Regions from separate parts of the Homo sapiens genome. Here region 2 is linked to region 1. Evidence: read pairs that join two places in POLR2A ChIA-PET (ENCODE). Cell type or tissue: GM12878. All regions are shown on one strand. Each heading gives the region's core, and the rest is flanking DNA. Links, peaks and the distances in the headings are about the cores only. Region 1 holds the start of LOC124903473 (a long non-coding RNA gene). Region 2 holds the start of LOC112268152 (a long non-coding RNA gene).

Region 1 (16,949 bases), core at 7,477-12,476:
TGCAGAAGACTAGTTTGATTAGGACAAGAGACACCCCACCCCGTGGGCTCCCGCCAGCCCTCCGCAGCTGCCTCCAGCACTTTTCCTTAGCCACAAAGGTACCCACTTAGAAAAATGAGAAGCTGAGTTTATAAATCCAGGCAGGAATTTAATAATGAAATAAAAAGCTTTCCAGTCCTTTTACTTTGTGCCACCTGAGACTTTCCTCCCTACTCTCTTCACCTCGCTGTCTTCCACAAAAAAAAAGAAAAAGGGCCCAGAGGGACCACATGTCTTGGAGGGGCACCACTGTCCTTGGCCAGCTTGGAGGATGCTTAGGAACCACTGGCTTAAGCTGTGAGTGCCTCCATCTCCCCCGGTGACCAGCTGTGAGCTGGATGTTGTTTACCTGCTTGGAAAAACTCATTCAGAGCTCCCATGCCCTCCATGTGAACCCCACACCCAAAAGAAGAGTTGGGATCATAAGGACAGGGAAACTCAGGCTGTTTCAGAATGTGGATTTTGCTGAGAATCTGAGTTCGAGTCCCACCTCAGGTAGGGCTGGTTAGAAGCCGCTCTCAACTGTGGTTGGCTGTAATCCCACCTGGGAAAGCTGCTTGTCTGCCACTTCAGAGGGTAGCATGGGCATGGGAGTTTATTCATGGCCACCCCCCATGGACCTCCCTGGAATGATCTAGACCCCAGCCTGGATGGAGCTGAGGCTTGTGAGAAAGGTAGGTATTACCTCACTCAGGAGGCTAAAGTTTGTTCTGAGATAATTTAATTGCATGTCTAAAATCCAGAGAGTGATGATGAATCTCAAGGCCTTTGTGCCTTCTGTGAGGCTACACGGCATGTGATTTCTTTTGGTGGCAGTCAGAAGGGGATGACGTGGTCTGGCCACTGGAATATGAAGGGGAGTTGCCCAAATAGCATTTCCCTCTTTGGTAGGGCTCTTACCTGGCAGGAGACTCATGCCAGTCGGATCTGGTGTTAAGGAGGGTTTGCTCCGGAGAGTTTAGCCAGTGATTAGGTTCTTTTTGATATCTCCCTCTCTTTCTTCCTTTCTGTTGTCCTGCTGTCCCCGTGTCAGGCCTGTGTTGTTGTTATAGCCTCCCTTTCCCTCCTGCTTCCTTTGGCCCTTCTGATCCAGTCTGTATGCAGCTACCAGGTCATTCTTCCTAAAACACCCCTTCCCGGTGTCACTCCCTTTCTCACAGACTTGCAATGGCTCCCCGTTCCCTGCAGTCTGACCCTAGACAGTGTCCCCTCCAGCTCTTCCCTAGCCATACCATGCACATTTTTTCTTCCTGCATCTTCACTGCTGCCGCTCCCCTTCCTTTACTCCCACTTGAATCCCACTTGTCCTTAGTCTGGTTGTTGCTCAGACCACTCCAGGCCAACATAGTCATCCCCGCCTGAGCTCATGACTCTGGATTTTCTAACGTGGTATCCTCTTGAGTGGTTTTGTAGGTTGGAAATTTCTTAAGGACAGGAACAATATGAGTGTTAAACCTCTGTGTGTGTGTGTGTGTGTGTGAATATTCTGGTATTTCTTGTACAGTGCTGTGCACATCATTTTTGTTGAGTGAATAAATGTGGTTGGTTGCTGAGTTAGGCAGGAACAAGGGGGAGACCTTCCTTTCAGCTTCTCCAGAAATGCTCATATTGGAGTCCTTGGAGATTTCCAGCCCTTTCTGTCAAAGGCATATGGATAGGGCATGTTTGGGGTGCTGTAAATGGGAAATTTAACTGCTGTTTCTAATATTTCTGCTGGTGAAGAGTCCTATGGATTGCTTATGTGATACCATATAGACATTGGAAAAGGGCTGTAATCCTGTTTTCCTCCTACCTCACCGGACCACCATTCTTTCTACCCAGCTTTGCTGCTCTTATGCAGTTTTCCTTGTTGTTCATGCTAAATGAATCCATGTTTTATCTCTTCTCAAACCGGGTGCAAATGAGGGAGAAAACACAATTCTGAGCACAGAAAAGAAAAATACTCCTGGGTCTGGCCCATAGATGGGACTTTTGGGGCTGGTTTGGAAGAGGTGTTTATGGGGGCATCACCAACATAAGAGGCACAATCAGCCCCACATTGGACCCCTCATAAAGGAAAGCTACAATCCCTGCTCTCTCAGGCTTCTGTTTTGGTTCACCATCAACCCTGGACCATGGGGGAAACGGGAAAGAGGACTGGTGACTGGTTAGAGGCCAGATAGTGAAAAAATATATTCTGCATCCATCCCCTTTCCCCCAAACCTCCCTTTTGTGCCCCAGTTTGATGATTAATGGACCAGCATTTCCCTTCTACGCGGGAAGGCCACCCCTCACAGTTGCCATGGCAATGCAGACCGCTCCCCCGTCAATTAAAAAAAAAATCCCTACTACTTCTCTCCTCCTTCTACTGTAGCAGGAGAAAAGCTACCTCAGAATGCATCTCCTGGGCTCTCTTCTCAGCTCCTTTAGCTGTGTTTGCTGTGTGTCCTAGAACACAGTCCTTCCTCTCTTTCTGGGGATTGCCTGAGTTTCTTCACTCTGAGCAAATTGTGCCCCTTCTGGAGCCAGCAGCCCCTGGAACACTTATATCAAGAAACAGAGAAAATTTCTGTTTATTTATTCATCCCCGGTGCAAATTAAAAACTAGAGAGAGCTCCTTTTGGGTAAAAAAAAAAAAAAAAAAAACAACCCTTTCACACCTTCTCTGGTTAGAGGTATAAGTTGGGGCACATTTGACATCCAGAAAGGAAGTTTTAGTAAACCTGGAAGGAATTCAGCCTCCTAGCATACATACTTCAAATTGGAGTTCTATGGGGAATTCTCAAAATTATTTTCATTCCTCCTCACCTCTCTGTTCCAGCATCCAGGAGGACTTGTGTGTTTTCATTTTATCTGTTCTTATTCCTCTTGGCCTTGCTCCGGCAACATCTGGCCTCAGCACCCTGTCGCAAGGTGAGTCATTAAGGAGAATAAAAACCTTAAGGAAAAAAAGTCTCTGGAGTTGAGAAGTAGCCTGTGTTGAACTAAGGCTGCCAGGCGAAGCTGCCGAGTTTATGGAGCATTATACGAACAGCCCCGACATTAAAGGGCCTCCTTTTTATGAATGGGTTGTGAAGAATGTAAATAAAGCAGCATCTCTCAATGGGGAAGCATTTTACATAAGCAGTACTACCCCGACCCAAGTATTTATGGGAATTTGCTAGCACAGTCTGGCAAGGCTCACTTCCTTTGTGAACTTGCCATTGTGCTGGGGACTTTGGAGGGACAAGGAGAGTGTGCTTCGGTTCTGAGGGCAGCCCCAGCACTCCCACTCTGCAGGTTTCCTGGCGTTGACTTGATGGGCCAGCTCATGGCTGGAAATGCCTGTTAACCCTGAAGTGACAGAAAATACCATGCGCAGTCAAGAGCTCATGATAATTAGAGATAGAGGCTCCTGATCCTGGGGTCTGGAGATGGTGTAGCTCCTGACCCCTCAGGCTGCTTAGACCTCCACAGGACAGAGGACAGGGAGTTCTTGGATGATGAAATCTTGCCCGGTTTTATGGGAGGCACCTAAGTGGTGTAAAATGGGCTGGTTTGAATTTCAGCTCCTTTATGTTCCCCTGCCCACCTCCTGGTACTGCCACTAATGATCAGTAAAATGGCTAAAAAGGAGGAGGAGAAAGAGCACCAGCAGCAGTGAGGCTGCACGTGGTCTGCTCAGGGCCAGACGGCCTGACAAGCACCCTCACTGAACACCGGCCCAGCCCTGGGGTTCCAACAGGGGTGTTGGTGTCCTGCCCCAGGTGACTTGGTAAGCAGGCCCTGGAGTACAGTCACATCCAGGACTTTGTGTTGTGTCCCTGTGGGTGGGAGTGGGGTCATCAGATTTCATTTTTCCCAGTGGGAAACACCTGCAAGGATGGTTATTCACTTGACTCAGTGTCCCCCCAACACAAAAAAATAACATTGTCTTTTAAGATCCTCTGCAGGCCCAATCCACCAGGAGAAAAAAAGGGGTTTGTCTCTCAGCCTCGCTGATTTGAATTGGGAACTTATTTCTAAGCACTATGACCAAGTTAGCTGAATGAAAAAAAACAGGTGATTTCTTAGTCTTGTTACCAATGTCAGGCAGGAACTTGGGTCTCAATATTTTTTCTTGCATGTGTTCCTTTTCCAGTGGGTTTGGGGAAAAGAGGTGCTTTGACCTCCTGTCTTTGGGTAAGGAGGATGGGACCTGTCTTTCTGCCGTTCTCTTGACCCCAGGGATCTCACCTGGAGTGCTGTTGATGGCTCCTACTTTTATTCCATCTCCAATGCCTTTTGGGGACTCCTAGCCTCCATCAGTGCAGCTTTTTCAGCTTCCTGCGTGCAGTGGAGAGGGGCAGCCCACACAGACCCTTTTCCAACTCTGGTTACCTGTCCACAATGTTTAGGAATAATTGTTAATCACATTCTCATGTGGCCAGGTGGTTTAAAGGTGAATTACTGTTTTTTAGAGGACCTATGTAGAAATCGTGGGAAAGGTATTATTAGGGTGCCGCTTGATGCCAGGAGATCCTAACAAGTATGCCAGAAGGAGGGGTGAAGTCACGTTTCCACCATAGTCAGGGCCAGCAGGGCCTTCCTCAGTAGTGAGGGGTGTCTCCTGCTTTGTGCCTGGAGGGGTTTCCACATTGGCTAGAATGTAAAAAAGAATTATAAAAATGATTGAGGCCAGGTGCCGTGGCTCACACCTTTAATCCCAGCACTTTGGGAGGCTGAGGCGGGTGGATCACTTGAGGTCAGGAGTTCAAGACCACCCTGGCCAACATGCTGAAACCCCGTCTCTACTAAAAATACAAAAATGAGCCGGGTCTGGTAGCATACACCTGTAATTCCAGCTACTCAGGAGGCTGAGACAGGAGAATTGTTTGAACCCAGGAGACAGAGGTTGCAGATCGCGCCAGTGCACTCCAGTCTGGGCGACAGAGCAAGACTCTGTCTCCAGAATAAATAAATAAATAAATAAATAAATAAATAAATAAATAAATAAATAAATAAAAATAAAAATGATTGAATAACTGAGAGATGATTTCCAGAGAAATTGAAAGGACTTGAATTTATTTGGCCCAGAGGGAGGTAGACAAGGGGCAGTTAATATGTCTTTGCATGTTAAGATGACAGTTTAGAGCATGATGACCAGTTTTTAGTCTTCATTGCAGTCTGGGCTGGAGGCAGGGAATTTCACCTGAGACAAGAGGTATTGGGTAGATGCATGGTTGGGGGTTACCTTTTTCTGGATTTACTATAAAATCAGGACAACGTATCTTTGAAGCTCTCTCATTTATTCATTTATTTATTTAGCCCAGACTTCTTAGCATGTCACCCTTTTCTAGGATATAAAATGTTTGTTTCGGCCAGGTGCGGTGGCTCACGCCTATAATCCCAGCACTTTGGGAGGCAGGCGGATCACGAGGTCAGGAGATCGAGACCATCCTGGCCAACATGGTGAAACCCTGTCTCTACTAAAAATACAAAAATTAGCCGGGCATGGTGGTATGCGCCTGTAGTCCCAGCAACTCAGGAGGCTGAGGCAGGAGAATCGCTTGAACCTGGGAGGTGGAGGTTGCAGTGAGCCGAGATTGCGCCACTGCACTCTAGCCTGGATGACAGAGCAAGACTCCATCTCAAAAAAAAAAAAAAGTTTCTTTCAAAAAAAATTTTTTTAATTGTATTTACGTTCTAGCCCATAGATGCCATTTAATTGGAGTACATCTTCAGTTCCTCTGTGGTGGGAAAACTAATAATGTGTGGTAATGCCAATAATTAAAGCACAGAAAAATAAAACTGAACGTGCAAGTTATCTTGCATCTTGGTCTGTGATCCAGCAGCCATCCTGTGATGCCCTAAGTAGAGGCAGTGTGTTGCAGTGCAGGAAGTGTGGGCCTTGGTGTAGATGCCAGGATGGCTCACCTCTGTCCTCAATCCTAGCAACTTTTTATTTTTTAAGAGCCAGCTCTGTCACCGAGTCCAGAGTACAATGGCATGATCATGGTTCATTACAGCTTCCACCTACCGGGCTCAAGTGATCCTCCCACCTCAGCCTCCTAAGTAGCTGGGACTACAGGCACACACCACCATGCCCGACTAATTTTTTATTTTTGTAGAGACAGGGTCTCACTGTATTGCCCAGGCTGGTCTTTTAACTCCTGGCCTCCCACAGCACAGGAATTCTAGGTTACAGGTGTGAGCCACCACGCCCACCCAGCATCTCCTTTTAACTCTTTTTTTTTTTTTTTTTGAGACGGAGGTTCACTCTTGTTGCCCAGGCTGGAGTGCAGTGGTGTGATCTCGGCTCATCGCAACCTCTGCCTTCCAGGTAGCTGGGATTACAGGTATGTGCCACCACGCCCAGCTAATTTTTGTATTTTTAGTAGAGACGGCTAATTTTTGTATTTTCTCCATGTTGGTCAGGCTGGCCTTGAACTCCCAACCTCAGGTGATCCACCCACCTCGGCCTCCCAAAGTGCTGGGATTACAGGCGTGAGCCACCGCGCCCAGCCTTCCTTTTAACTCTTTGTACCTGTTTTTTTTCCTTGTTAGGATGAAATGGTAACAACTAGCTCATAAGGCTGTTGGGAAGATAAATGAGATAGTGAATGTAGTGTGCTTAGGACCTTGCCAGGTGCATAGTGAGTGCTTGACAAACATTGACCATCCTTTTACAGTAGTCACCTCTGCAGTGAATCAGAAATTTCCAACCCTGCACACTTAGGGTGTCTGGGGACTGATAATGCTAACTTTAGTTCTTTGCTCCTGATTTCACCTATCTGTGACATTCTTTGTCTTGATACAAGTGTCTGTAGTACTACATTCACTTGCTTAATGGTTTAGGGGCAGCCACAGCCAGTGGAATGCTTTCCAGAGGTAGCTGGGCAACTTGGGAGAGAGAAGGAGGAGGATGAGGCCAGGCATGGTGACTCATGCCTGTAATCCCAGCACTTTGGGATGCTGAAATGGGAGGATCACTTGAGGCTAGGACTTTGAGACCAGCCTGGGCAACATAGTGAGACCTTGTCTCTACAAAAATAAAAATAAATTTAAAAATTAGCCAGGCATGGTGGTGTAGGCCTGTAGTCCCAACTACTCGGGAGGCTGAGGTAGGAGGATTGTTTGAGCCCAGGAATTCGAGGCTACAGTGAGCTATAATTGTGCCACTGCCCTACTACTGCAGCCTGGGTGACAGAGCAAGACCCTGTCTCAAAAAAAAAAAAAAAAAAGAAAATGAAAATTGATGGTAATGAAGGAGGGTTGTGCCATGAAAATACAAGAGATTTCCTATTGTAACCTTGTTGCACTGTGGATTAAATTGAAGATGCACAGTGGACTCCTGGGGATGGAGGAGAGTTTGGAGGTCAGAGGGCTCTTGTCTTGAGCTCCAAGTGGTGCTCTAAGTCTAGGATAAAGATTTTACACAGGGTGGGGCAGGTGGACAGCCAGATCTTCATTTATTCTTACCAAGCTCTTATTAAGTCATGTGGGTGGGATTTACTGTTAAGGAAGGCAGAGCCTACCTGTCCCCATAGGGCTGGCATCCTATTGGAGGTGGCACTAGCCACTTAACTAGTTAAGTGAGTGATATTTGGGTAGGGTGCCCATAACTCTGATACGATCTGCCTTGCGATTCTGCTCCTGCTAGTGGAGTGTGGGGGAGGCCTGGTCTTGGATCTTGTTCCTCACAGCTGGTTCATTCAGGAGGTTAGTGCTCTGCTGAGGAGGCTGGAGGCAGAGCTCCATCTTGGCCTGGCTGGCTAGTTTCTGTTCAGGACTAGAGCTAGCACCTGTAGTCTTGGCAAGCCATTTTAGAAATCTAAGTTGTTGGTCCATGTAATGTCCTGGTGGTTGAACCAACACTCGTTCTTTGCCATTCCTGGGCAGGTGCTTGGAGAAGGCTGGTGAGCTGTTCATGTTTTTTGAAGAATGGTGCATCAGTAGCACAAGGTTTTCCCTGGTTCTGCTGAGGCCTGTTGCTGAGCTTTGGGGTGCCCTGTCCCCTGTTTTATTCCTGTTTTATTTCTCCCACATTGTTAGCTGCTCAGAGCAAATGGGTTTTGCTGCAGGTGTAGGTTTGCCTCTGGCTGATCCTGGGCAGTATGGCATCTGGATGGGAGGGTCTGAGGGAGCCTTAGCCCAGAGTTAAGGGGTGCCCCCCAACCCCTGCCTGGAGTCATCCTACATGGAGCTAATAGGGGCGAGTCTGGGAAAAGTTGCATTTGTTTCCTGCTTTAAGACTTTAGCTTTTGGGCCGGGCTCAGTGGCTCACATTTGTAATCCTAACACTTTGGGAATCCGAGGCAGGCAGATCCCTTGAGGTCAGGAGTTTGAGACCAGCCTGGCCAACATGGTGAAAACCCGTCTCTGCTAAAAATACAAAAATTAGCTGGGCGTGGTGGTGGGTGACTGTAATCCCAGCTACTCGGGATACTCCTGCTGAGGCAGGAGAATCACTTGAACCCAGGAGGCGGAGGTTGCAGTGAGCCGAGATCACGCCATTGCACTCCAGCCTGGGCAACAAGAGCATAAACTCCATCTCAAAAAAAAAAAAAAAAAAAAAAAAAAACTTTAGCTTTTGTTTGTCACCCTTTCCTGCATCCAAACATTTATGAAATGAATTTCTCAGAGTGCTGCCCACTCCCTACTGGGCTTTTGTTCCCACGGTACACGTGGCATAAAGTAGGCCCTCAGTAAGTGTCTAAATGCCTGGCTCATATGTACCCTCTGAGAAGCTGCCTTGGGGGGACCCCTCAGCCAAGCTCTGAGCAGTCCATTATAGCCCTTGTCACACTATCTTGTTCTGTCTTCCTGCTAGCCCATGCTCCAACTCTTAGTCTTTTGCATTTTTTTCCAGCACTTAGTCTGGTGCTTGTAGGGGAAAGAGAAAACAAATGAGCTTGTATTGAGAACCTGCTGTATTCCAGGAACTCTGCTAGGCACTTTACACACATTCTTCTTTAACTTAATCCTCACAGCAACCTTGCTGTGTAGACAAGGAAACCAAGACTCAGAGTTCAAGCCATTGACTAAGGCCACACAGGATTAGCAGTGGCATGAAGTGGCTTCCAGCCCCACATGGGTCTCCCTCTGCTGTGGGGGGGCCAGCAAATGTTGGCTGAATGGGCAAAGGTCACAAGAGGTGCTGTGTGCCTGAGAATGAGGGGCAGGCTTAGCTGGGCTAGCACCTGTGGATGCAGGTCTACCTTATGCACACATGAGTTGTGTACTGGGAAGAAGCTGGGGGAAGGCACGTTGCCTAAAGTAGGGACATGTGCCTTTTAAGAAAGCCTCTAAAGACTAGTTTTTTATTGCATGTGATTACCTTCTAATTTGTCAGGTTAAAGTTCGTAAGGCAGAACACTGGTATGATTAAAACACAATGCTCTCTGCCCACTCTCCTCACTCAGGGATCTGTGTGTTGTATAGCAACTTCTAGATATGAGAGGTATACTCTTGTTTCTCTTGTCCTCAGCCCCTGCCACCAGACCCGAGGGCAGTCTAAAAGCAAGCCTGTGTCCAGATGGATCAGGCCAATTCCTTTCAGCTGCACTTCGTGCTTCTTGCCCAGGTGTTTTTAGGCTCCCAGTCTGGTTACAGAATGAATTGAGTGCCCGCAGCAAGTGAGGCTGTATGGGCACTGAGGAGGCAGGGCTGGTGGCTGAGGCCCCTGCTCTCTCTCTCTCTTTGAGGACAGTGCTCCTTGCAACTTTGTGCTGTGGAGCTGAGACTTCTGCTCTGCATGGGTGCCTCCACTGAAGCCTCATTCAGGTGGCACAGACAGGCAGGACGCACACCTTCTGACCTCACGTTGTGGGTCTAGCCCTGCCGTTAGCATCTGAGGAACTTGGCCTTTCACTGTAGAGTTGAGTATTTCTCAGAGACACAGAGCTGTTGTTCAGGGTCTGTTGGGATAGTTTCTGCCCCGGCCCTCTTGCTCAGTTGTGGCCCACAACTGAGGGCCACTTCCTGTCCCAGGCAGCCTCTGCTTGTGGGAGTGATCTGGGCTGTGACCTGCCCTTCCAGGCCCTCACCCTTGTTTCCCCAGAGCAGTGCCAGCACCCCGTGCTCCCCTGGGCCTCTGACTCTCCCTTGAACCTTCAGCCCGGCGTGAAGCACCTTGGTTGTGCTCTGCTCGTGCTGGTGGGGTTGCTGTATGGTGCTGCTGCAGCTTGAGGGCCAGAGCAGGGCATCTGTCTGTCCCTTTCTGCTTCTATGGAGATGACTACACCCGGCCCTCTTGCTGAGTTGTAAACTGAACCCCCCACAACTCACCCCACACTGGGTCCTGCAAGGGAAAAGGAGTGTCATCATCATTATCTTTCCTTGGGGTGGGCACTTAGGTGTTTTTAGTGGAATAGTGGCAGAGCAAAGTTCAGGTGCAAGCTTGGGTTTTCAGATTTCTCACTGGGGTAGGAGGAATCTGTCCCGGGCTCCTGCTGTGGGGAATGGCCAGCCAGGGCCAGCTGCCCTCCTCTGTCGGGTTGGAAGGATGGGGGAGGTTGGCCTGCCTGCCTCTGCTTACCACCGCTCCTAAGGAAGACTCTTTTTGGTATATCCATCTTAGATGAGGGATCTGGAGTTTGGAAAAGCTAAATACATTGCTCAGGAGGGACAGAGCATTTAAATCTAGGTCTGACTCAATGCTTTGGTTCTTTCTGCTGTACCAGCTCTTTAAGAGATTCACTACCAGCTGTGTCTTTACCTGGCTTTACCATAAGAATTTCAGCAGCTTCACCTGTTTCTCCATAAAGTAACAGCAACTAACTTTAAGTGAAAAGGAGCCTAGTTTTGTGCTCTTGCCACATTTCTTCTCTGATAGAAGATTCAAGAAATTCAGTGCTCATGACAAGTGTTTTATTCCTTTCATGGATGGGAGGGGTTATTCCAAGAGAGAATGCAGAGGAGGACAATGCTTAACTCAGCTCCAGTTGTGGTTTTAGCTGTAATTGGAAGGAGGTGGCTTCTAATGGGGCAGGGTCCTTCCCAGCCCTCACCCAGATGACCTGATCTACCCTTATCTAAGGCTCCCCTGAATCCCTCCCTCTCATTAAAAATAAACCGGGCTAGGTATGGTGGCTCATGCCTGTAATCCCAGCACTGTGGGAGGCCAAGGTGGAAGGATTACGTGAGCCTAGGAGTTTGAGACCAGCCTGGACAACATAGTGAGGCCCTCTACCCCCGGCCCCCCCCAACCCCCTGCAGCCTGTCTCTACCAAATTACCTGGGCATGGTGTCACGCGCTTATAGTCTCAGTTACTGGGGAGGCTGAGGTGGAAGGATCACTTGAGTCTGGGAGTTCGAGGCTACCATGATCCATGATTGCGCCACTGCACTCCAGCCTGAGCAACAAAGCAAGACCCTGTCTCAGACAAAAACAAAAAACAACAAAAAAGAAAAACCAAAGAAGCCTGAAAAGCAAAATTTAAAGTGTAGTCCTGAAACCCTCAGGATGGTGTGCGGGGTGCAACCCAGAGCTGGGTGGGTAAGGGGAGAGCAGCAACCACAACTGAGGGCCACTTCCTGCCCCAGGCAGCCTCTGCTTGTGGGAGTGATCTGGGCTGTGACCTGCCCTTCCAGGCCCTCACCCTTGTTTCCCCAGAGCAGTGCCAGCACCCCGTGCTCCCCTGGGCCTCTGACTCTCCCTTGAACCTTCAGCCCGGCATGAAGCACCTTGGTTGTGCTCTGCTTGTGCTGGTGGGGTTGCTGTATGGTGCTGCTGCAGCTTGAGGGCCAGAGCAGGGCATCTGTCTGTCCCTTTCTGCTTCTGTGGAGATGACTACACTCAGACCCTACTATGACAGTTTAGCTGGGCCTGACCTCCCCCTCGATTTTGAGATCCTGATGCCCCTGAGGTGAAGGTGGCCTGTTTACTGTCTTTAGAGTACACTTCTGAGGATTTGGGATTCAACCTGTGGTTCTCTGGGTCTTTGGCCTGGATGTCCACCAGCCAGCCACTATCCTTCCTGGCAGCTGTGTCAGAGCTGGAGACAATCAGACTGGTTTTCTCCAGTGAGAGCTTTCTTGACATCTTTTAGTGTCAGGAAAGTGTCCTGGGAATCCCTCCTAGAGACCTTCCCAAGAGGGCATGGACCACCCGTGTCTGGGAGGACAGAGCTTCCCAGAGAGGAGGGGATAGTGCTGAGAGAACCCAGCGCACCTTGTGCCCTAGCAGTGGTTGAAAGTTTCTGGGTGGATAGTGCGTAATTGGGAGGGGCAGCAGGAGGATTGGTGGGGCTGGGAGAGGGGAACCAAGCCTACCACTTTGCTGGGATCCCCTCTCCCCAACCAGCCCTGTAGCTGGGCCATCCCTTGTGGTTTGGAGGGGCCCTGGCAGGCTTGTAGCCCCTCCACCCAGCCCCACCCCAGGGAAAAAGTTGCAGCCGAGCTTCTTGTTTCTTCATCTGACTTCAAAGCATGACTCACACATGCTCTCCCCAGAATGGAGTGCAGCGAGAGGCAGGCAGCAGAGACCCCAGCCTCTCCTTAAGATGCCGAGTGGCTGGACTTTGCACCACAGGAAAGCTAGGAGCTATTTTGCGACGTGCTTTTGATGGCCTTGGGTGTTTTTAGCGAGTGACAGGGGATTTGGCAGATTTTAGGGAGTCTAGCAGGAGGCTGTTCTGCTGGATTTGGAAATGTGACTCGCACCCTGTGATTCAGACGCTTCCTGGGATCGTCAGCACCCTACCCCCCAGGGGAGTAGTGGGTGTCCCTGAGGGACTGGAAAGCTGAATGAGAGGTTAAAGAGCAAGATTAGTCCACAGGGAACAGATTCTCAAAGGTTCTGGGCTCAGACTCCTGAAAGTGGAAGCTGTGTAGTCAAGGCACTGACTCCCTTCCCACCTCTCTCTGCTTGGGACTTCTGTGTGTTGAGAGGGGAAGACTGAGTGGGGACAACTATCCAAAGATCTGAGGACCATCTGCCCATGCAGCCAGTCTCCCAGCCAGCTGGAGGTCAGGGGTGGCCAATCATCCCCCTGCTAAGAACGCTTCCAGTAGCCAGGCCTGACAGCACCTCCCTGTGCTGTCTTTCCCAGCCGCCTTCTCCTTACTCTGTACTGTGTCCTTATCCTCAAAGACGACAAGCCCAGGTGATCTCCACCTTGGCTCCCAGCCGTTCCCAGGCCTAGCCCCTCTGGTAACTTGGGGCCTGTTGAGGGGCTTTGGCCCGTGCTCAAATGCATGGTCTGTTCACTTATCCATCATCTCCAGGCCATTTGGGAGTTGGGGAGGGCTGGACCTGGGCTCCCTAGGAGATACTGATGTGCTTCTGCTGCTTCTCGTTGCATGCTCCTCCACCTCCAGCACAGGGGTGCCTGGATATGAGAGAAGGGCCTGTGGGTTATAAGAAATGGGATGATGTTGTTGTTGTTGTTGTTGTTTTGAGATGGAGTCTCACTCTGTTGCCCAGGCTGGAGTGCAGTGGCACGATCTTGGCTCACTGCAACCTCCACCTCCTGGGTTCAAGTGATTCTCCTGCTTCAGCCTCCCAAGTAGCTGGGACTACGGGCTCATGCCAGCACGCCTGGCTAAATTTTTTTTTTTGTATTTTTATTAGAGACAGGGTTTCACTGTATTAGCCAGGATGGTCTTGATCTCCTGACATCATGATCCATCCGCCTGGGCCTCTCAAAGTGTGGGGATTATGGGCATGAGCCACCACGCCCGGCATTGCCAATAAGCCTGCTGAGCAGACAGGGACGGGTGGTCACCCTGATTAGAAGCAGGAAAGAGACTTACGGAGCCTAGCAGATGCCTGGGATTTTTTAGGAGCTCTCCACCTGTGCTTCAGGAATGAATGGGTTTGCCTTCTGTGACTCTGTCTTGCCCGGGGCCTGGTCTCTGAGCAGTGGCAAGTCCCCGCACGTGGCCAGAGCAAAGCCTGGCACGCTGCCTCTCCTTTCCAGTTTTCCGTGTCCTTTCTCAGGGGTGAAGGTTGCCCACACCACCCTCAGCCTGGTTTTCTGAGCACTCTTTCTCAATTAATGCAGCATATCTCTGGAGAGGAGGTGTCCAGTGACCCCACCCACTGGCCCAAGGCCATGGGAGCTAACAGGGAAAGATTCAGGAATCCCTGGGAGCCCTCAGGCTTGAGACTTTCAGGGTTAAATCCTGGCACAGCAGGGACTGCTCTCAGTTCCTCTGTAGAATGAGTGTGAACAGCAATAGCAGTGGGGAAATTAAGCTGAAAAACCTGGGCCCGCTGGGTGGGGATGGGTTGCAGGAGTACCTGGTGAGGGACAGAACTTGTCTGGCACCTTACTTGCCAGCCCCTGTGCTTTGGGTTGAATGGTAGGAAGTGAACAGCTCCGTAGTCTCTGACCACCGCCCTCTGCAGTTCTTCATTGTCTTGGCCATGCCAGCTTCCAGTGCACAGCCAGCTCTGGCCTCTCACTCAGAACTGGGGCCCAGGCTGCCGCAGGTGTATGTTGGAGTGTTTTGCCAAGCAAAGTTAGGGGATGATGCCTGGTCATATGCATTTTCTGTCAGGGGCTCTGGGCTTCCCCCACCTCCTTGCATCCTGCCCCTGCCTACAAAGAGGGAGAACCGAGCACGACTAACAAGGCAGCTCATTTGTCTCCTGTGTTAGTGCTTCTCTTTGATACTTTCTTTTCCCAACTGTTTGTGGCCTTCAGGGGTTTAAAGCTGTATGGCAGGTCTACGCACCGTCCCTGGGTTTTCTCTACCCCCAGGAATATGCTGATCCTGGCCTTACTGTTACCCTTGCCCTGGGTACTGGCACCCTTTGGGCTGCTCTTGCCTGGAATTTGAACCAAAGTTCAAATGAGACTTCTCCACCATGGGCCCCTCAAAGCTGAGACCTCTCCACCATGGGCCCCTCAAAGCTGAGACCTCTCCACCATGGGCCCCTCAAAGCCAGGCCTTCACCCTTGATAGAGCTTTTCCAGCTAGACCCAGGTTGTGGCAGTCTTGCTTTATATGCCAGGGGAGGAGTCCTCAGAGACTGAACTTTGCCTTCATGGCCCAGCAGGCAGGGTCCCCATCTCAGCTCTTCACTGTCTGTCTTCTTGTCCTCCTGTGGCCAACCTCAGAAGCCCTGCGTTTGGGGAGGGGATTGTTAATGCCTTGGTTATACTTTTGGAAGAATAGATGGACTCCTGGCCGGGGGCAGTGGCTCACGCCTGTAATCCCAGCACTGTGGGAGGCCGAGGCGGGCAGATCACGAGGTCAGGAGATCGAGACCACCCTGGCTAACACGGTGAAACCCCCTCTCTACTAAAAATACAAAAGAAAATTTAGCGGGGCGTGGTGGCGGGCACCTGTAGTCCCAGCTACCCGAGAGGCTGAGGCAGGAGAATGGCGTGAACCTGGGAGGCGGAGCTTGCAGTGAGCCAAGATCTCACCAATGCACTCCAGCGAGACTCCGTCTCTCAAAAAAAGAAAAAAAGAAGAAAGAATAAATGGACTTCTACCACCCAGTCCCCCATCTTGGGAGGCTCTGTCTTCAGAGCCTCTTCCTATCCTGTGATGAATATCTAGTGAGAGAAGGACAGGGGGAGAGAACAAAGAGCTTTGCCACCAGCTCCTCCTATCCCCTGTCCCTGGGGTCTGCCTTGCTCCCTAGGCTCTTCAGGGGCTTAGTTCAGAGATACCCTAGGCTAAAAGGAAAGAGGAGGAACCAGTCCTTGCACAGCTGCTGGTAGCTTGATTCCACTGCCCCTTCACACTCTGGAAAGGGAGTCCCAGGAAAATCCATACTGGAGACAGGGTAGTTGTAGGCCAGGATCACTGCACCTGGGGCTGGGTAGGCTGCAGTGGGAGAGAAAGCAGGCAGGAGCAGGCCAGAGAGGGCTTCTCTCATTGCCCACCTTCTGTCCTGCAGGTTGGAAGTACTCCATGACACACACTCGGAGAAAGTCCCTTCCCATGCTGAGTTCGGGCCTCACTGGCCGCCGAGAGCCCCTGCAGATGGAAGACAGCAACATGGAGCAGGGGGTTGAGGGTGTGGAGCCAGGCATGCCCGAGAGCCCAGGTCACCTCACAGGGCGCCGCAAGAATTACCCACTTCGTAAGCGCCCATTGGTTCCTGAGAAGCCCAAGGCCTGCAAAGTGCTGCTGACTCGCCTGGAGAATGTGGCCGGTCCCCGGAGTGCAGATGAGGCTGATGAGCTACCGCCTGACCTGCCCAAGCCCCCCAGCCCGGCCCCATCCAGTGAAGACCCTGGCCTTGCCCAGCCCCGCAAGCGGCGCCTGGCCTCCCTCAATGCTGAAGCTCTCAATAACCTGCTGCTGGAGCGAGAGGACACCAGCAGCCTGGCAGGCACCCGCCGCAGTCGAGCAGGGGATCCCCACCGCAGCCGTGACCGTGATCGTGCTACTGGGGGCTGGTCCTCCTCCAAGAAGCGGCCCCGGCTGGGGGACCTTGGAGGAGGAAGTCGGGACCTGTCTCCAGAGCCAGCACCCGATGAAGGTCCCCGCCGAGATGGAGACCCAGCTCCCAAGAGACTGGCTAGCCTGAACGCAGCTGCTTTCCTAAAACTGAGCCAGGAGCGGGAGCTACCCCTGCGGCTGCCTCGTGCCCATGCAGAAGTAGATGGGCGCTCCACTGAGCCCCCAGCACCCAAGGCCCCGAGGCCAAAGTGGCCCAAGGTCAATGGCAAGAACTATCCCAAGGCTTGGCAGGGGGCCAGCTCTGGGGAGGCTGCAGGCCCACCTGGCTGGCAAGGCTGCCCTGATGAACCATGGCCATCTGCAACTCCTTGTGGGCCATCCGTCCAGCCATCTCATCAGCCCCTGAGCAAGGCTCTGGAGAGCCCTTTGGGGCTGCGCCCTCACCTGCCCCTGCTGATGGGTGGACAGGCGGCTCTGAAGCCGGAGCCTGGGCGCCCAGGCGAGGAGTCACCTGCCCCTAAGCAGGAACTGCATCAGCCCTCTTTCCCCACACCTCAGCTGTCGCCGCTGCCGATGCCTGGCAACCCCGCCGACTACAATGG
Region 2 (15,578 bases), core at 3,476-8,475, 140 kb before region 1:
CTGTTGTCCATCTTGGTCAAGGGCTGGCCCTCTTTTGGAGGGAAGATGGCTCTTATGGTGTCTGTTTCCCAGTCTGGCAAAGGGAGCCACACTCACCACTCTAGGAACCCAGCCACTTACTAGCTGGTTTATCTTGTGATACTTAACCTTCTTGGGCCTCAGCCTTCTCACCTGTAAAATGGGGATAATAATGCCTCATGGGGATGTTGCAAGGATTAAAGAATATAATGAATGGTACTTAATACAGTGCCTACACATGAGCTCAATAATACTATCATTATCATTATGAGTTATCATTGTTATTTTATTATTACTTATTAGCAGACACTGACAGGAAAAATGGCAGTTTCTTATTCCTTCTTCAACAGTTCTTTCTACAAACGTCTTCACTGACTTTCTCTTTGGATTTTTCTTCCAGCAGTTCGTGTGGATCAGGGGCTGTACCCACCTTTGCAGGGCAGACTGAGTTAGGGTTGCTCCTGTCTGTGGACTTGAAGCAAGCTGTTCCCAAGCGGCCTGAACTCATGAAGTGATGAGCACAAGGGCTCCAATCATGGGCAAGTGCCAGCCTCCCACCAGCTTCATGCCACCACAGCCCCCCAGCTGATGAGGCACAGATGAGAGTGCTGAGCTGCCCAGCTGTGTGTCCCTCTGTGGCCCCAGCTTCAGCCACCCTCTGTGTACTGAGAGCTAAGCAGAAGTGGAGGCATGGGCAAGGCTGGGTAGCCAACACTGATCCCTTAGGGAGGAGAGAGGCAATCAAGTTTCCTGTAGATGCCCAGGAGGAAGATGTTGCTTGTCTTCCCATTCCAAGCCCCTCTATAACCCGACAAGGAACCATCTGGGACTTAGAAGTGGAAAACAAACTGGGCATGGTGGCTCACGCCTGTAATCCCAGCACTTTGGGAGGCCGAGGCGGGTGGGTCACGAAGTCAGGAGCTCAAGATCAGCCTGACCATCATGGTGAAACCCCGTCTCTACCAAAAATACAAAAATGAGCCAGACATGGTGGCACACACCTGTAATCCCAATTACTCAGGTGGCTAAGGCAGGAGAATAGCTGGAACTGGGAGGCAGAGGTTGCAGTGAGCCAAGTTCACACCATTGCCTCCAGCCTGGGTGACAGAACGAGACTCCATCTCAAAAAAAAAAAAGTGGAAAACAATCAGTCCATGTATGTTTCTCTTTGAAGTGCTATTTTGGATCAAATTTACCTGTGTCCATCTTCAAGAAACCCAGAGTTTAGTCCCCACTGGAGCAAAGGTTTGTTCTGTGATCTTAGCAAGTTACCTGAGCCCTTGAATCTGTCAAACTTTTGATCATTTCTAAGAATCCTTCCAGCTCTAAAAATCTCTTTCCACTTGGAAGGGCCAATCTTGTCACTTTTCTCTCTTGCCTTTCCTCTGAGAGACAACAAACCTAGAGATGAGAGCTGTAGGTGGCAGGAGAGGCTTAGCTCTCATCCCAGTGTGACATTCTTGGGCACAATCACTCCTCTGCCTCTGTCAATCCCTCTGTGAAATGGGCCAGTTTTAATAAGTGTGATAGAAATAAATTATATGATGTCCTCCTCTAGGTGGGCACGGTGCATTGCATATAGGGAAGGTCATCAGTATTGATCAATTGCTTCTGTTCTTACTCCTGTCCTGGTCCAACCTTTTTTTTTTTTTTTAGAAGTTAAGCCTTTATTTCCTTGTTTTGTAAATAAAGCTGGCTGAGTTGGTTGTTTTTTGATGATTAGTCAAAGAGACCAAATCCCATATCCTCACCCAGCTCCTCCACCTCTTCCTTGGCTTCAACCTTAGCTGGGGCTGCAGCAGCGGGAGCAGCCGTGGTGGCAACAGCCACAGAGGCAATAGCCACAAATGCAGATGGATCAGCCAAGAAGGCCTTGACCTTTCCAGCAAGTGGGAAGGTATAATCAGTCTCCACAGAGCCAGGGCTCATTTGTACCCACTGATGATAGAATGGGGTACTGATGCAACAGGTGGGTAGCCAGTCTGCAGACAGACACTGGCAACATCGCGGACAACCTTCAGGAAGCAAGAAGGAAGTTTCCTCTGTGATGTCAAGCACTTCAGGGTTGTAGATGCTGCCATTGTCAGATGCCTGCTGGATGACCAGCGCAAAGGAGGAGGGAGAAATGCTCGGCGTGTTCAGCAGCGTGGCTTTGTTGGCTCCCACTTTGTCTCCAGTCTTGATCAGCTGCACATCACTCAGGATTTCAATGGTGCCCCTGGAGATTTTAGTGGTGATTCCTAAAGCCTGGAAAAAGGAGGTTTTCTCTGGCCCCAGACCAGTGTTCTGGGCTGGCACAGTGACTTCACATGGGGCAATGGGACCAGCACAGGTGGCAGCTGGCACCTTACTAGCCAGCAACATGTCCTTGATTTCAGTGAGGTCCTCCTTGGTGAATGCAAAGCCCACATTCCCCCAGATATGAGGCAGCAGTTTCTCCAGAGCTGGGTTGTTTTCCAGGTGCCCTCAGATGGCCGTGAGCATCATGGTGTTCTTGTCCATCAGCACCACGGCCTTCTCTCAGAGGGACATGCAGATCTGCTGCGTCTGCTTGGAGCCCACATTGCTGCTCCCACGATGAAACATTTTGGATAATCATCCAAAAGCTGGATGATCTTGAAGTAGTTGGACTTCCAGGTCATCCTGTCTTCCCTGGGCATCACGGCAGTGCATCAGGGATTGCCACGCAGGGTTTAAAGACAATGTCACTTTCACGAGGATGCCAAGAGAGAGTTTTTTTTTTTTTTTTTTTTTTTAATATACGATGTAATCTCACCCTGTTGCCCAGGCTGGTCTTGAACTCCTGGGCTCAAGCAATCCTCCCACCTCACCCTCTCCAGTAGCTGGGATTATGGGCATGTACCACCAAACTTGGCATCTGATCCACCTTTTTATCAGGACCTGGGCAAAGCCACAGAGAACAAGCCCCTCAACTTTGCGAATAGCAAGGAGCCAGCGAAGACAGGAATATGTTGGAAGACAGACTCAGGATCCAAAAACATTCTAACCTATTGGAGCACTGGCCTAAACCTCCCAAGGTGAAATGAACAGGGCTTAACTGAGAGATCTGGGCTTGGTGCCAAGACACCGACTGTACAAGGACAGGGTGGGGAAGTGGCAGCTTAGCAGAAGCATGTGTGAATAAAACTGAGGGTTTTCGCTGACAGCCAGCTCCATCTGAGTCAAATGACAGAGCTGCCAATAAAAACGGGCAGACTCAGGCTGCCGAACTGAAGTCGGGTACTGAGCCCTGTGGTTCTCCATCTTGATATCACACCAGAACCACCTGCAAAGCTCTGGTAACACTGCATATTCCTTGCTGTACCAAGACCCTCTGAATCGTGATCTGGGATGAGATGAGAGAGGGAAAGGAAGGTGAGGAGTTTGCATTTCTTTTATTTTTTTTTAGAGACAGGTTTCACTCTGCTACCCAGGCTGGTCTCAAGCTCATGGGCTCAAGCAATCCTCGTGCCTTGGCCTCCCAAAGTGTTGGGATTATAGGCATGAGTCACTGCGCCCAGCCAGGAGTTTGAGTTTCTAAAGAGTATCCCCCCTCATTCCAAGATGCATCCAGGGCTTTTGAACCAAGGAACAATCAGTCCCATTCTCATTCTCAGCACAACAGACCACACCCAAAATACTTGAGGAATTCAGTTTAGGTTGCTTTGTTGCAGGGAAGGTCATAAGTTGAAGGATATTTGGTGGAAAGCAGCCAGGATGCAGGCAACACTCTGAAGAGAACCACTTTATAGAAGACACAGGTGGCCAGGAGGCCCAACTTCACATGGATGAGTCTTGTTCTCTGAGGTCCCAAAAGTTAGAATCTAGGCCAGGTGCGGTGGCTCACGCCTGTAATCTCAGCACTTTGGGGGGCTGAGGGGGGCAGACCATCTGAGGCCAGGAGCTCAAGTCCCACCTGGCCAACATGGTGAAACCCCATCTCTACTAAAAATATAAAAATTAGCCAGGCGCAGTGGCACATGCCTGTAGTCCCAGCTACTCAGGAGGCTGAGTCAGGAGAATTGCTTGAACCCGGGAGGCGGAGGTTGCAGTGACCCAAGATTGTGCCACTGCACTTCAGCCTGTGCGACAGAGCGAGACTCTCTCTCAAAAAAAATTTAAGTACATATTTTTTTAAAGTTAGAATCTTAGGAGACTGTCTTAGGTCAGGTTTCTCAGGAAACATGCCGAGATAGAGATTTTCTTGTAGGAAGTTTATTGGGGGTGCTTTCAGAGATAACATCTGTGAACTAGTGAAAGAATCAGAATCAAGCCAGAGGAAGAAATTGGTGAACAATGCAGTCACAATACAGAATGCTTCCACAGGAAGCCCTGGGGTTGAGCTGGCCCCGTAGAGTTAGCCCCAACTTGGATAAGAGGGCTGTACCTTTGAATTCCACATTGACTTGGCAGATGACCCCTAGGGAAGGGTTGTGAAGTCCAGCAAGACAGCTCCCTTTAGCAGCTGAAGGAAATGCCAAGGGAGAGACTCATGTGTGAGCCATTGGCAGCCAACACTTCTGGCAACTTCAGGGATAAGCTCCTTGGTCCTAAAAGCAGTATCTGGGTGGTGCACCACAGCAACCGAGACAGTACCCCCAGGCATAGCCCAGACCTACTTGATTTATGTGGTAAGTTCACTCTACCTGGGAATAGCTCCTCCTGGATTCTGGGAAACTTACAAGAATTAAATGGAGAAACTATAGCCCCCACTACTGCAACTAGTCTTGGTGACACAATTGATGTTCATCATTCCCCTTCTCTGTCACTCATTCTAGATTCTTTTTACCTTCAACTTGCACCTCTGCTGGTGTAGGTGGCTTGCCTGTCGGGGTAACCAATCACCAATCACCATGGCCTTCAGACCATGCTGCTGATGTGTCCACCTTCCACCAAAATTGGGCATACCAACAGACACCCCAGTGGATCACCTGGGTGCCAAACATATTCTTTCCTGACCCCCTTATGTAACAGCAGCCCTATCTCTCCCAAAGGATGGGGGTCAGTTGCCCCTTCCAGGAAGTGACTCCTCTTCTTTCCTGCTGGTTTCTTGGCACAAAGAGTCTGACGAACAGAAAGCAGCCATACTTAAGTTTATGGGGTTCTTGTTCTGTCCCTGGTGGAAGTGCTCCCCCTCTGGGAACCAGATTCTCTGAACCTGGAGAGCTTGGAACTGCAGGAATGGGAACCACAAATTCCTCCAGAAAGGTCACTGGGAGTGATGGTAAGTGGAGTCATTCCTACTTCTACCCCTAGTTTCCTAAACCTCTATTCTACACGTTGACACATAGCACCATATATAACAGTTATTGATTAGGATGCATACCTCATCCTGGAGCACGGTGTCCCATCATCTCTAACATGGTATTTCAGCTGTGCTTCTAAAGGCTGTTCTATCATTCCACCAGCTCTATTCAGCTTCTGGATGGTGAAGTATGTAATAGGCCTAAAAGATCCCATGATCATGTGCCCATTCTATCCTTAAAGTGGGACTCTTGGTCTTCTGCAATGGTATGTGAGATCCCACGTCAGTGAATCAAACACTCTTTTAGCCCCCAGAGAGTGGCCTTTGAGCAGAAAAGACAAATCCATATCCAGAATATATGGCAATTCAGGTCAAGATGAGTCCCTCACCCTTCTGGAGTGGAACAGGTCCAAGGTAGCCAGCTTGGTACTGCGTGGCTGGTATCAGTTGCTGGCAGGTTGGACTTTTAGCAGTGACAATAGGTAATTGGCCTTGGTGAGTGGGAGCCCATTCTGTTGAGCCACCCCTGCCACCACACACATGCGACACGTGTCACCTCCATCTATGCCACCATGGCCACTTTATTCATGTGCCCATTGTGCTGGCATGGGGTGGTCAATGACAGAGGCAAGCTAACATCAATTCCACATCATTCTATCTACTTGATTATGCAGTCTCCCCTGTGGCAGGTGCTCTCTGATGAGTATTAACATGCAATATAAAGATCTTCAATAGTGAGACCTATCTCTACAAAAAAAAATTAGCCTCGTGTGGTGGTGTGTGCCTGTAGTACCAGCTACTCCAGGGTCTGAGGTAGGAGATCACTTGAGCCCCGGAGGTCGAGGCTGCAGTGAGCCATGATCGTACCACTGCACTCCAGCCTGGGCAACAGAGCAAGACCCTGTCTCAAAAAATAAAAAATAAAGATACTCACACTTGGTGCTCACTCAAATAGATAAAGCCACATATCTCTTCCCAAGACCTTCTTGTTCCCAGTCTTCCAGTATTTCTCTTTCTAGCCCTCTAACCAACCAGTCAAACCATTTGCCTATAGCTCATGAGCCTGTAGACAATTTTACCTCAGGCCGCTTTACCAGGGGCCATGCTGATGATTCAGTTCCCAGTCAGGTATCAATGTCAATGCAGACACTGCATCCAGCAGACCTTAAAGCGTTTGACTATTCTACTATCCCCAGTGTACAGTTACCCAGGTAAACGGCATAGTTCCCTTTAGGGAAGTAGTGGGGAAATCATTACTGTATTGCTATAGTATTGCAGAAACCTTTCCCCTGGGAACCTGAACTGAAAATTGAATTGGGACTGGAAACCAAACAAGATATTGTGACTTTTTATTGGAGCAGCTGCCATCAACCTCCTGGTCTTTCATCCTTGATTTATTTTAATTGTACAGCTCAGCAATTCTCAGTGTGTGGTCTCCAGACCCCTTGGGGTCCCTGAGATCACTTCAGGGGTTTCACAAGGTCAAAATTGCTTTCATAATAATACTAACATGTTATTTACCTTTTTAACTGTGTTGTCGTTTGCACTGATGGTGCTAAAGCAATGGTGGGTAAAACTTCTGGCACCTTAAACAACCAAGGCAGTGACACCAAACTGAACTAGTAGTTCATTGCAGAAAGAAAGAGGAAAGAAAAGAAAAAAAAAAGGAAGGGAGAAAAGTCGTTTTACTTTAGAATATCTTTAACAAAACGATATCAATTGTTAAATTGTATGAAGTTATGACCCTTAAATAGATGTCTTTTTAATATTCCATGTGATTAAATGAAAGTACTCTACTGCATATGGAAGTATAACGGTTCTCTTGGGGAAAAGTACTTTTGCGATTGGGTCGTGAGCTCAATTAGCTGCTCTTTTCATGGAACACCAGTTTTACTTGAAAGAAGAACTGAAAAACCATGGCTATGCAGACTTGGCTATTTGGCAGATGTTTTCTCACATTTGAACCAAGTGAGCCTGTCACTTTGAGAAAAAAATAACTGATAGTGTTTGTTACCAATTACAAAATTTGAGTTTTCAAGTAAAAACTAGAATTTTAGAAAACATGTATGCACTATCATGAGCTTCCTAGATTCCTGATACTTAAACTTTTTATAATATTATCAAATGTGATTTTTTCTATTATATAATGAAATGTATCAATATTGCAAAGATATGTTTAATTCAGTGAACCAATATTTTCCAAATGATCAACGTGGGATATTATAAAATCATGCATGGGTAAAAGTGCCATTCAAAGGGCAAGTTAGATCAATGGACTTTAATGTAATTGAGCACAAAAAAAGTTCACTGATATAGTTTTATAGTCTACATTTCAACCACCATTTAAGAAAATACTGCTTGTTGGGTTTTGGTGTAGCATCAAAGAAAAACAGCCACAATTATCTGAAAAGGCTGTTAAAATGTTCCTCTCTTTTCCAACTACATGTCTATATGAGGCTGGATTTTCCTCATATATTTTAACCATAACAACAAATTGCCAGCAGATTAAATGTAGATGCAGATATGAGATGCCAGGCATGTTGGCTCATGCCTGTAATCCCAGCATTTTGGGAGGCCAAGGCAGGTGGATCACTTGAGCTCAGGAGTTTGAGACCAGTCTGGCAAAATGGCAAAACCCTGTCTCTACAAAAAAATACAAAAATTAGCCAGGCATGGTGGTGTGCATCCGAAGTCCCAAGCTACTTGGGAGGCAGAGGTGGGAGAATTGCTTGAACCTGGGAAGTGGAGGTTGCAGTGAACTGAGATCACGCCACTTACACTCCAGCCTTGTGACAAAGTGAGATCCTGTCTAAAAAAAAAAAAAAAAAAAAAAAAAAGTGGATATGAGGATCCAGTTGTCTTCTACATTCCAGAGATTTGCAAATTTACAAAGCAAAGCCACTCTTTTCATTATTTTTTGTCATAAAAATATATTATCTGCCCAGGTGCAGTGGCTCACGCCTGTAATCTCAGCACTTTGGGAGGCCGAGGCGGGTGGATCACAAGGTCAGGAGTTCGAGACCAGCCTGGCCAACATGGTGAAACCCTGTCTCTACTAAAAATACAAAAATTAGCCGAGTGTGGTGGCATGCACCTGTAATCCCAGCTACTCGGGAAGCTGAGGCAGGAGAACTGCTTGAACCTGGGAGGCGGAGGTTGCAGTGAGCCGAGATCATGCCACTGCACTCCAGCCTGGGCAACAGAGTGAGACTCTGTCTTGGAAAATAAATAAATAAATAAATAAATAAAATATATATTATCTATGTTAACATGTAGTGGGGCTTATTATTCTTTAGACAAATTAATAAATATTTTGCAAAACCCTTGGTCTTATTTCTAATATGTCAAATAAAAATAGCTATAACCCACATAAACAAAATCCCTTTAGATACCTCTCTCTCTCATATATACATACATATATATATATTTAGAGACTAGGTCTCACTCTGTCACCCAGACTAGAGTGCAGTAGCATGATCATGGCTTAGTGCCGTCTCAAACTCCGGAGGTCAAGCGAGCCTCCTGCCTCAGCCTCTCGAGTAATTGGGACTACAGGCATGTGCCACCCTGCCTAGCTAATTTTCAACTTTTTTTTTTGTAGAGATGAGGTCTCACTATTTTGCCCGGGCTGATCTTGAACTCCTGGGGTCAAGTGATCCTTCTGCTTCAGCCTTCCAAGTAGTTGGGATTATAGGTGCGAGCCACCACATCAGGCTTAGAGACCTCAATATTTAAGAGTGTAAAGGGATCCTGAAACTAAAACATTTGAGAATCACTGGTATAGATAGAGCAGTACTGTTACTGGCTGCCTAGCTAGCTTGCTCCAGGGATGCTATGCTATCAACCATCTTCAACCATGGTCCTCTACTGGCCAGGACTGCCCCCACTGCCACTCCAACTTGCTGCTTATTACAACAGTTGTGCTGTCTAGCTTCTATGATTTCATGGTCCTATCATCCCCACTGCTATCTGGAGCCAGTTCTGGAATGGCCTCTTGCTGTCAGGCATGGCTTACAGAGGACAGTCCAAACTCAGCTTCTCAGGGATGCTGGTACCGCTCTCACCAGTGTGTTCCTTGTTGCTTTGGTAACTAGAGTATCCTCTGGGCCTTCCTGCAGAACTTAAGTGGTTTCTGGCCTTACATAGAATATACCCATTTCTGTGAGCTTTTGAACCCTTCTTCCACATTCTGCTGTGGTAGTTCTGGCATTTCCATTACACTCTGGTGGCCATTGCCTTCCTCCTGTCTCCCAGGATCCTTGTCAGGATATCACATCCTGATTCACAGGAGAATACTCCTATAACAACGAAGTATCCCTTGTTCAACTTAATGTGTGGCACCACACCCCACCTTGATCTAGCCTATACATTCGCTCCTGGATCCTGCCAGTATATACTGGCTACTTCCGCAACTACTTCATGGTCTAGCCTTCTTCCCTAGTGGGCCCCTGCACATCTCTGACTGGGCTTTATTGTGATCTGGCTCTATGTATTGGGCTTGTAGGCCAGGACAGAGAGGCAGCTTCCTTTGGTGTCAGAAGGCAAGTCCCAGTGACAGTTGCAGCTGAGCCATCATAGCCAACACTCCTGACAATTGGAAGAATGAGCACCTCCCTCCTGAGGCTGACCCGGGTAGTAACCCCCAATATCCACTATAGAGACAAAGTCTAGCTTTGCCTATGAGACAGAGCAGAACCAGGATCAAGAGCTTAATGCCCTGGAGTCAGAGGTCTGAATTCCATCAGGGCTTTTGAATTCCAAGGCATTAGGACTATGTGACCTTGAGCAAGTTCCTGGCCCTTTCTGAGGCAGGGACTTCATCTATGAAATGAAGATAAACAGTACTACCTGATAGGTCATTGGGAGACAAATAAGACAAGGAATGTAAAGGCTTGGTATAGTGCCTAGCACATTCTAAGGGCACTGTTATTGTCATAATTGGTCAGAACTTTCCAAAGCCAAAAAGGGCTGCCTCAGGGAGCAGACAGTAAGGTATGCCACCATCCCAGATGGTCTTTGGGCTGACGCTGCTGAGTGCTCCCCAGGGATTTTGTGGAGGAGGCTCTAGGGCCCACAGGGGTATTCACAAAAGATGACTTTTGGGGCCCATTCTGTCCCCAAGCTGCCTTGATTCTCTGATTTCTCTGATCCCTGCCTGTTCTTAGTGGGGGGAGGCATATTCACTTTCAGGCCACTAGGGGGCCATTTAGTTTTCTGCAACAGGAGAACACTAATGGTTTCTTAATGGCTCAGGCACCGGGGAGATCAGGCTCAATTATATCTGAAAGCATTCTTAGTTCCTGGGGTAAAAGACACTATGTAAATCCAGACAATAAATAGGGATTACTGATGACAGGTTAAAGAATCTGGCACTGTTTCGTTTAGAAAAGACAGAGTGAGAGGAATTGAATAAAGGCTTCAAGTATATTATTCTTTGGTACAGAAGAGTGACATGCTGTTTTCCCACTCCACTAAGAACCAAGCAAGAAGAAAGGCATTTAATTTGCAACAGAAATATGGAGAAGCAATATGGAGTGCATTCACGAAAGGGGACTGAAGGAAGCTTTGTATTGGCCTCAACCTGGAATCTTTAAGAATAATTCATCATGGAATAATTGTATGATATGTCCTGCCAGGAAGGCCCTAGAGCAGGGGAGAGAAGAGAGGACAACTTCCAGAGACAATTCAAGAATTGTTTTTTTTTTTTTTTTTGAGACGGAGTCTGGCTCTGTTGCCCAGGCTGGAGTGCAGTGGCGCCATCTTGGCTCACTGCAAGCTCCGCCTCCCGGGTTCACGCCATTCTCCTGCCTCAGCCTCCCGAGTAGCTGGGACTACGAGTAGCTGGGACTACAGGCACCTGCCAACACGCCCTGCTAATTTTTTTGTATTTTTAGTAGAGACGGGGTTTCACCATGTTAGCCAGGATGGTCTCAATCTCCTGACCTCGTGATCCGCCCGCCTCGGCCTCCCAAAGCTGGGATTATAGGCGTGAGCCACCGCACCCGGCGACAATTCAGGAATTTTAAGTCAACAGGCTGCCCTGGCTGACCTAGGAGCAGGGTGGAGGAGTGAGTTATTTCTTCCCCATCAACCCACAAAAGGCCATAAACACTCCACACTACCAATATCCTTGAAATTTCTCAGAAAGTAAAAAAAACAGCTTTTTCCTTGAAATAGCATCTGGCTAGCCATTACTAGTGGCAGCCCCACACCTGGGCCTGGATCAGGAATGAGACTGAGGCTGGGTTAGAGGCCTGTGGTTCCAGCAGTCCACTAGCACACTCAGTTCTGGTAGCCACTTGACTTCTGTGCTGCTGAGGTGGGCAAGGCAGCTGTTTTGGGAGGGCTTCCTCGTGTGTGTGTGTGTGTGTGTGTGTGTGTGTGTGTGTGTGTGTAAGGGGGGTCCTCTGGAAGCCAAAGATTCCTGGAGGAGGGGGGGAAGTGAGAAGGGCAGAGGGGATCCTGCCCCACAGGGTAGAAGCCAGGTCAGGCTCACACTTGCAGGGGCTTGAGGGAGGGTTCACCCACAGAACCCCATCAGAACCACAGTTCTGTTCCCCAACACACGCCCAGACAAGTCTCCCTCACTCATTCAGACACCCAGGCAGTCCATATGCCCAGTTCTGGGAACACAGGAAGTAGCATCCAAGGAGGAGGGAACCAGAATTCTGGAAAGCCTTATAGAGAGGGAATGGGGAGGAGAGAAGGCAGGGAGAGCAGAGAGCGGAAGGAGGGGGAGGGCACAAGTAAAGCCGCAAGGGAGAGTCTGAGCATGAAGGGTTGTTAGCACCTAGGGGGTCCAAAGACCAGGCACAGAGCCCACTGCCTGGCGCCTGGCCTGGAGCCAAAGAAGACAAACCTCACATGGGAAAGTGGGGAGGGGACAACCGCCCAAGCCTTGAGGTCTGGAGGGGATCTGAGAGTGAAAACGCTCTAGGAGTCCTGAGAGTTAAACTCCTCAGGTTCAGTGCAGCTCCTTGGGTCCAAATCCAGGCCAAAACCAGGAATTGGAAGACCCAAAAAGCGGGACCAGCGACCTGCGGCGAACTTTGGGACTAAGGTGGCAAGCGAGTCTGGAGAACAGCTCAGTCCGTGGCTCTGTCCCGGAGGCTCAGGGTTGGCGGGGTGAGGCGGGCTGGGGTACGCAATTGCGACGACTTCAGTAGAGCTCCGAAGCCCAGCCTGGACTGGGTGGAAGGAACACAACCAGCTGCGGCCCCAGTGAGCGCTCCAGGTGCCAGAACCGCCTACCCCTGGCGTCAACCAGGTTCTTTAGCTGTGAATGGGCCTGGGAGACCCACCCAGGGGGTACGCGGTGCGGGGAGCAAGCTGAGAGCTGGAACGTGGTATCTTCCCTATCCCTCTTACCGTCCCCTCCCAGAGGATAAACCTAGGCCTGGAGTCCGAAGCCCAGGCTGCTATTCCACCTGTCACTTCGGAGCCTCGGGGCGGAGCGGGGAGGCGCCAGAGTTGACAGCTCGCGCTCCGACCGCCCCCTTCTAGCTCCGCACTCCGCCTCGCACAACGCCGTTCCCCCTTTTAAAGAAGTGCCCGGGGCTCCACTCTACGCCGCGCCAGCCCACCAGGGGTCGCGGTGACGTCGCCCGTTTAAGAGCCAGCCTCCCTTAACTCTCTCTTAACGGGGCGTCCCGGCGGGGCTCGCGGCTCCCGGCAGCCGCCGCCTCCCCTCGCGGCACTTCCGGACCCCGGCGTCGCCCTTTTAAGGGGCAGCCCCCAGCAGCGCTCTCCCCGCCCCCTGTTGCCGGCGCGCGAGGCGGGGGAGCCGGGCTGGAGCGGAGCGCGCGGTCCGCGCGGCCACTGGAGACCAGGCGGCCGGCGGCCGGGCAGGCGGCGGCGGAGCGCGCGGCGGCGTGGCGGCGGATGGGGACGCGGAGCCGGGCGGCTGTGGCGGCTGTGGCGGCTGTGGCTGTGGCGGCGGCGGGGAAGCAGCTGACGGGCCGGCGGCGGCGGCGGCGCTGGCGGCGGTGACTGGTCCAGGCCCCGGCGGCGGCTGCAGCAACGCGGTGGCGGGCTGCGGGCGGGCGGCGTGAGGAGCGGCGGCGGAGCGCGGGGCCGCCGGGAACCGAGGGCGCCGGGCCGCCCCCTGCCCAGTCCTTGCAGGCCGCCAGGCCCCCTCCAGCCGGGGCCGTGGAGCACCGGGGCAAAGGCCGGGGCCCCCCCATGAAGGAGCGCGACGCGGCCCCGGCCGAGCGGGGCAAGCCGGCCACCTACACCGGGGACAAGAAGGCGAAGATGGCGGCCAAGACCAACAAGAAGTGGGTCCGGCTCGCCACCGTGTTCGCCTACGTGCTCTCCGTGTCGCTGGCCGCCATCGTGCTCGCCGTCTACTACAGCCTCATCTGGCAGCCGGTGGGCGCCGGGACCTCGGGGGGAGCCGCTGGCCCGCCCCCCGGCGGCTCCAACGCCACTGGCCCGTCTGGGACTTCGGGGGCGGCGGCGGCGGGGCCCAACACCACTGGGTCGTCCCGCCGCGAGGCGCCGCGCGACGTTCCCCCACTGCAGGCGGCGCGACCGGCGCCTCCGGAGCCCCCTGCGGACAGCCCCCCGGCCGGGCCGCTCGAGCGGCCTCGGGGGCCGGACGAGGACGAAGAGGAAACGGCGGCGGCGCCCGGGAGTCGTTGAAGCCCTCCGCGCTGGGGGCCGCCGGGAACCATTCTCCCCAAGCCCAGAGGCAGGACTTCGCAGCAGGATGGGGTGGAGAGCCCGCGGGAGTGACCCCCACGAGAGTGAACGCCCCTCACACTCCCACCATCGCCGGCTGGCCCCGGAGCGGGAGGCCCGCAGCCAGATCTTCAGCCAAGGGACCACGATTCGCCGGGGGGCTGGGGGTTTGCTGCCCAGGACCGTGCTGCACCAGGGCCCTGAGCCGTAGGGGGATGGGGGGAGGGGTGGGGAGATCCCGGCACCAAACCCTTCTGCGCCGCTCGCTCTGGTGTATCCTACATGCAGGGGTGACTGGGGCTTTCCCCCAAGACTCAGGGGAAGGATGGAGCTGTAGGGGCTCTTTTTAAGTAAGCTGAAGCTCTCGAAAGGAGGAGGGCACCAAAAGTAGTGGAGCTCAGGTACGTCAACCTAGTTGCAGTGGCCAGAGATGCATTAAATTTCTAGATCCCTGTATATAGTTGTTGACATATGCACTAGAAGCTATAATCACATAGAATTCTATGTATATCCTCCCACACCCTGGGTAGCTACTGACTGAAGGGGTCAAGCAAGGGCTATTTGCTGTCCCCCAAAAAGTACACCTGGCCAGAAGGGCACAAACACGGCTTCTTAAATCACTCACTTTCTCCTGTTCCCCTCCTGTTTCTGAAATATAAGTTTATGACGTTCTTTCACAAAAGAGTATAATCATTCTTAGACTGTTGACATGGCTGTGGAAAGCCTTAGGAGAAGTAGAAACAATTTAGGGAGGGTGGGGAATGTACTCATCCCCTCTTCTTTCCATCCTAGTGCCCCCACCAAAGAGGCTTCTTGTTGCAGCCCTCAGTATCTGGATATGGGCCAGGGAGGAAGGAAGGGAAAGAGCAATGCTGCTGTGCTTCAATCCTGGCCTTCCCCTCACAGAATTCTTTTAGGAAGAGCAAGCTTTTGTAAGTAGAGTGGCAAGTGTTTTTATCTTTTTTTTTTTCCTGCTCCTCAAAATGTTGTCTTGTTCCGGCAATCACTTTTGCCTTCCCTCTTTCCTGAGCCTGTAGTGACAAAGCCCGGCGATTTGGGATGAAATCTGTTGTAACACCAGAGCTTTGATTACACATCCTCTGGTTTTGAGTTATTCTACAGAATCAGAAAGGCTGGAAGGTGGGCTTCACACTCAGGATTGTGCTTTGAGAACCAGCTAATAGACCAGCCGAGGGAAGGTTGAATTGGCTGTCTTTACTTTTCCCGATAAGCCCTACTTAAATGCAGCCTGTAATTGTATAAAGGAGATGAGAAACATCAAGAGAAATGACATACATGTAGCTCTGGGGTAGCAAGAACTAGACTTCCTCAATTTGGATTCCATTTCCTTCTGCCATTTGCTTTTAGGCAATTGAGTGTGGGTAGTGATGAGATATCAAATCCCTTAGTGTTTCCATTTTGGGAAATGAGGCACTATTTTTTTTTTTAAAAGACAACTTACCCACCTGAGTCCTGAAACAGTTTGTCTCTCCAGTTTTCTGGCCTATACTCTAGTTAGCTCTGATCCAAGTTTACAGGACAACAGCCTTGCTTTAAGCCATGTCCTGTTGTGGGCACGATAATAGCAACTGAGCTGTCACAGCCTACCAGCAGGCTGGTAACACCTCCAGGG

Evidence for each region. ChIA-PET counts read pairs that join two places held together with the same protein. Peaks named below come from ENCODE experiments on the same cell type or tissue, not always from the same donor. Only the 100,000 strongest peaks of a DNase experiment are listed, where the experiment ranks them.
Region 2: POLR2A ChIA-PET joins it to region 1 with 5 read pairs; 10 of 35 experiments call an interaction of 5 or more read pairs at or near these places.

The regions. Positions count from the first base shown.
Region 1 is chr15:40,442,613-40,459,561 of GRCh38, forward strand. It overlaps BAHD1 (bromo adjacent homology domain containing 1), which reads left to right. Exons shown (of 7, transcript NM_014952.5): 2 at 15,839-16,949. The coding sequence starts at 15,853. It overlaps LOC124903473 (a long non-coding RNA gene), which reads right to left and starts at 11,258. Exons shown (of 2, transcript XR_007064598.1): 1 at 11,216-11,258; 2 at 10,835-10,934. RefSeq lists enhancers at 3,184-3,685, 9,869-10,218, 10,249-10,298. In GM12878, for the core only: no CTCF peak of the experiment used is centred there; a DNase peak (open chromatin) is centred at 9,775; H3K27ac peaks cover 1,163 bases.
Region 2 is chr15:40,310,612-40,326,189 of GRCh38, forward strand. LOC112268152 (a long non-coding RNA gene) reads right to left here and starts at 13,032. Exons shown (of 3, transcript XR_002957721.2): 1 at 12,632-13,032; 2 at 6,785-6,882; 3 at 1-171. INAFM2 (InaF motif containing 2) reads left to right here and starts at 13,081. Exons shown (of 1, transcript NM_001301268.2): 1 at 13,081-15,578. The coding sequence starts at 13,445. The coding sequence ends at 13,906. It also overlaps the pseudogene RPLP0P10. RefSeq lists an enhancer at 10,241-10,758 and silencers at 12,769-13,138, 13,469-13,548, 13,559-13,788. In GM12878, for the core only: no CTCF peak of the experiment used is centred there; no DNase peak of the experiment used is centred there; H3K27me3 peaks cover 266 bases.